Linked DNA regions of Homo sapiens: region 1 is linked to region 2. A link is a loop called in an ENCODE intact Hi-C map of the cell type or tissue named here. Cell type or tissue: ascending aorta. All regions are shown on one strand.

Evidence for each region. Peaks named below come from ENCODE experiments on the same cell type or tissue, not always from the same donor. Only the 100,000 strongest peaks of a DNase experiment are listed, where the experiment ranks them.
Region 1: it touches region 2 in a loop (2.1-fold over the local background); 1 of 110 quality-filtered maps calls a loop at or near these places.

Annotation. Positions count from the first base shown.
Region 1 is chr15:69,556,065-69,558,564 of GRCh38, reverse strand. No RefSeq gene overlaps it. Among named protein-coding and RNA genes, the nearest start is that of DRAIC, 4.4 kb to the left of the region's middle. RefSeq lists enhancers at 1, 2-505. In ascending aorta, no CTCF peak of the experiment used is centred here; a DNase peak (open chromatin) is centred at 1,024; H3K27ac peaks cover 1,694 bases.
Region 2 is chr15:69,794,068-69,796,567 of GRCh38, reverse strand. No RefSeq gene overlaps it. Among named protein-coding and RNA genes, the nearest start is that of LINC00593, 40 kb to the left of the region's middle. RefSeq lists an enhancer at 1,771-2,273. In ascending aorta, no CTCF peak of the experiment used is centred here; DNase peaks (open chromatin) are centred at 1,327 and 2,357; H3K4me3 peaks cover 1,318 bases; H3K27ac peaks cover 2,386 bases.

The sequences.
Region 1 (2,500 bases), 240 kb after region 2:
TCCATCAGACCCCAGCTTTCCCCCTCTCCTGCTCTGCTCCTGGCTCCATGAGACAGTAGCATGCAGACTATGAACCAAGAAAAAGTTAAAAGCAAAAAGGAGAAAACTTGTTAAAACCACTGCTGTTTTTAAGGGTCAAGGAAGGATTCCTTGACCTGCCCTGGAGGCAAGAAAACAGGTCACATAAACACCACACCCCTTTCTCCAATCAGCCTAGGGTTACAGACTTACTTCTGTTAGGCAAAGACCTCCTTTCAAGAAGAGAATATGCTGGGCCACTCTGCAGATCTGGAGGAGTTTGGAGTAAGAGTGGGTGCCCCAGACATTGGACCAAGCATTCCACAGGTAGAAGGCTTGGAAGCTGGAAGCCCAGTGAACATGCACCTGGTTAGAGGGATCAGGAAGCCTCAGCTCTGGAGTGGATTAAGATGCAGGTAGAAACAGCTCAGAGTGGGTCTCTAATCCCATCTAATCCACTCTGGGCTCAAGGATCCCAGAAATCCCTTACCAAGCACTTTCTTTGTCTCACCCGCAGTGACCACCTCCCTCCCTTTCCCTTGGAAAGCCCAAGTTATCAGGCAGTGAAAGAACTGGCCCCTGACTCTGCTGCTATAACATCTCCCATGCCACACTGCTGCTTCTGAACATGCAGGCCCTTGAAACAGGAAAAGCAGTACCCACTTTCTCACTCCACAGCTCCACTCACAATTACCAACTGTTTACAGGAAAGACAATGAGAGTGCGTCCCCTGAGAGAAGGGGTTAATTATTACAAGTCAGGAAAACAGAGAGTTACAGTATGCTGACCCCCTCTACCTGAATACACAGTAACTAGTGCTGTTTTTGAAAACACCCAGGTTAGAGCCAGGTTTACATTTGACAAGCATCAGCTAATTACAACAATAATATGAACTACACAACAGCATCAGCATGGCTGATGAATCATTGAAAAGGCTGAGTGACTCTTAGAATGCCCAATTAATGATTCACCCTGTAAAAATGCATCTCCACGCTGGTGCCCAGATCTGGCTCATTATGTTAAAAGCTCTTACGCCACTGGGCCTTACATACAGACTCTAAATATCTTCAGAACTTTGAACTTTGAAATAAGTAAACACGAATATGCACTAACTAGGACTGGCTTCATGGGCACGCAACCTATGAGGCTAGTTATTCAGGGCCTGAGCTCCAAAGGGCACCACCCCCAACTTGGTTGAATGCTCTCTTGAAATTCTGAATAATTCTAGAACAGGGAGCCCCAGCATTTCCATTTTGCACAGGGACCTGAAAATGATGTTTCCAGGCTTGGGCTAAACTCTTAAAGAAGAAAGCAAGAGAAAGTGAGACACAGGAATCCACACATCAAGCCACTTTTGCCCCCATCTGAAGCAAAATGCCCCATTCTTTTAAAATTCTGAACAAGAGAAAGGTGTGGAATTTTTTTTTTTTTTTTTTTTCTGGAGGAAGTGTTTCGCTACATTAGAAATACCTTATGAGTAGGTCTGGCCCTGTCCTCTAAGCTAACCCCTCTCCTCCCTGACCACCCTCTGCAGAAAAACTCCTCTCTGACCTGCCGTGTCTGCAACCTGAGGTTGAGGTTGAGGGATAATTTCAGCTCTTTTCTGAGATAACAGAGAAGTCAGAGTCCTTGCTGTTTCCTTCTTCATAAAATGAAAGAGCATTGCGGGGGCAGCGGAAGGCAGAAGGGACTAAGTCAACCTTTCCCAGCCCTTTCTGAGATGTTCAAAAATGTTCACCCAGAGAGGGTCTCTATAGCAAAAAAAAAAAAAAAAAAAGAAAGAAAAAGAAAAAGAAAAAAAACCAAGTTTTGAAAACTCTGGGTCAAATAAAGTTAACTTTCTGAACTGGAGGACTTTCTCAGAACATTTAAAGAGTTAACAGGAATTGTGTGACTCTCCAAGCCTGGGGTGACAGCACTTTCCAAGCTCATTCTACTATAATTGATGTAACAACCCATCCACCCTGGGGAGTATTTACCATCAGGCTGAGGAATCTTGGACTTCAGAACCTCTCTGAATGCAGTGCAATGACCTGCACTGGTCATTGCAGAGCTCTGGAAGTACCCATACTGAGTGTTCACCTGGTCATATGCTTGGCTAAAATTTGCAGAAGTAAGATATTGCTGTATCCATTTTCTTTTCTTTCCTTTTCTTTTTTGAGAGGGAGTCTCACTCTGTCGCTCAGACTGGAGTGCAGTGGCACAATTTCAGCTCACTGCTACCTCCACCTCCCGGGTTCAAGTGCTGCATCCATTTTCTTAAAGAAAGGTCCTAAAATTGTGTGAGCTTTGGGACCCCCAAAACGCACATCCTCCTCTGCATCCATTTTCACATCTGGAGGCACCACCCTTACATCATAACTAACATCTTAACATGCACCCACATCTCGCATTTCATCTAATTTATAAATAACTGTAGGAGTTGAGTTGGAGCTGGTATAATGTCATTTGCTTAGTAGACTCATAATTAAACATTTTTTCA
Region 2 (2,500 bases):
AAAAAAATTAGCTGGGCGTGGTGGCACATGCCTGTAATCCTAGCTACTCGGGAGGCTGAGGCAGGAGAATCGCTTAAACCTGGGAGGCGGAGGTTGTGGTGAGCCGATATTGCACCATTGCACTCCAGCCTGGGCAACAAGAATGAGACTGACAGGCACCGTCTGAAAAAAAAAAAAAAAAAAGTTCAGCTGCTCAACTCCATGCTCCCATTGGCAGCAGTTATCCAACCAGCCTGAAAGCTACCTTCTTCCATCTCTTCTCACAACGATGCTGTGCGGGGGCCAGCAGGCGTGTTTCCCCATTACACAGGTACAGAAACTGGGGCTTCAGGAAAATGAAATCATGGGCCACCAGTACCCTGTCATCAGGACAGGACTTCAAAGCCAGGCCCCTAAATCCAGCATCCTTCTAGGCCTCTTCACAGTACTGCCTGTGAATTTAGATACATCTGTGCCTCTAACAGATCTTTAAACTTCTTCTGTAGCTCACTGTGTCCAGCTTCCCAAGGACTGCCTGCAGAAGAGGGCTCTATTCCCAAGGCCTGTCAAGATTCTGGGGGTCCTCCCCAGCAGCTAGGGGACATCTTGCCCACCTTCTTCAGTACCCGAGGCAGGGAGGATGCTGTACAGGTTAAGGAGACCACAGAGCTAGCAGTGTGTGGGTTGTGCTGAGTCCCTGAGTGGTGTGTATTTCTTCAGGTCTCTGTCTGCTTGCGGGCGCCCCTCTGATTGGAAGGCTTAGTAAGGAGCCCTCTGTCTGCTGGGGCTGAACCAGGCAGGCCCCCAATGGTACTGAGCCAGTGAGACTGTCCCGGAGAAAATGTGATACAGAAACCACAGAGAGGACTCTCCCAAGAAACGCCACAAGCCACCTGGTGGGACATTCATTTCTTTCCAAGAATTTGGCTTCTGTTCTCTCCTGTTTTTCCTCTTAGGAGTCAGATAGAACAGGTTGACTCGATTACTTGTTTGCTTCAAGCTCGTTTGACAAATGAGAAATAAATAAGGTCCAAATAAATAAAATAATATTTATTTTATAATATTGAGGTGTCAATAATATTGAAGTCCAAATAAATAAAATAATAGCAATTAGGAAAGAGCTGGAGTGACCGCAGAGTCTCCTGACACCCAGGGCAGGCCCCTCCTGCTCACGTGATGACCAAACACTCTCCCTCAGTCTGGCTACTTATTAGGAAGTCTCCATTGGCACGGAGTACACCAAAAATTTGGCTGTGCCTCCACCCCTGTGAATGTTTGATTTGTACACCCTCAGCTTTAACCTAGAGCCCTGGGCTTCTGGAAAGGGTGGGGTTGGAGGCATTCCAAGACCTTGACCTGGAAGGAATTCCAGGAGACTGGGTTGCTTCTTTCAACCCCACCAGCAGTCTCAGCAGGTCGGCCTGAGCCACATACTTGCTCAGACCTCACTACTAGCTAGGGTCCCCTTTCCTTCTTTTCCTTCCTCTCTCTCTCACTCTCTGTCATGAAGTTTTCAAGGGCTGGGACGGCCACATTCCACAGCATTGAAATCACAGTTCCATTTCATTCAGGCAAATGGCATTTTTGCCTGAATCAAAAGTGAGAGCTTGAAAGGATCTTATTGATGGTTTCAACCACCTCCCTCTTTTAATAGATGAGGAAAATGAAAGCACGGGGGAGGTGGCTCCCCAGGGTCACTCAGTGGGTAGTGAAGGCGCCGTGCTAAGCACCTAGGGCCCGGGCCCTTAGGCACTGCTTGTCCCAGTGAGCTCCCGTCCCACTGTCCACTCCTAACCACAGATGCCCACGCTGGAAGGAACCCCAGGAAGTGTGTGGCCAGGGCAAGGGTTGGGGACAAGCCTGAATGCCCAAGGGGAACACAAGGTCACATCAAGGGAAAGGAAAGCCAGGACTTGGGGGATGACTGCCACACAGATGATTGCTGAGCAGGCGCAGGATTTCTGGACATTCGTTTTTGTTTTTTTTTTTTAAGAACAGCCAGAAAATACAATGATAATGTAAAACATTCCCATTTTAAATATAGAAAGAATTCAAATTTAAAAAGAAAGCACCTGAGACTAATGTGTGGCCTCTGATGAAGTCCAATTGTCCCTTTTTACAGACAAGAAAACTGAGGCACAGGGTAGTGGTCTGTCACAGGCCACAGAGACAAAACCCAGTGCAGTGCAGTCATTTCTGGGGAATGCCACTTTGGGGCCAGCTGTCCTGTTGGCACTCATTATGAGATGGCATCCCATGAGAATGTGTCCTCACGCACCCGGCCCCAGGCCCCCTCAGGTCTCGTGTGATTCTCCTTGGAGGACCTTAGCCTTGGCCTTCTATTATGTTCTCTCTGTGGCCCACATTCCAAAAATCTCTGTAAGTGTTTTTTTTATCCCAACATGTCCTTTTAAGACTCCAAAGTGGGCCAGAACATTCCGAGACCCTGCTGGAGGCTGGGAAAGGCGGCAGACACCCCTGCCCTCTGCCAAGCCCTTCCCACGTGCCATTCCCCTTGCCA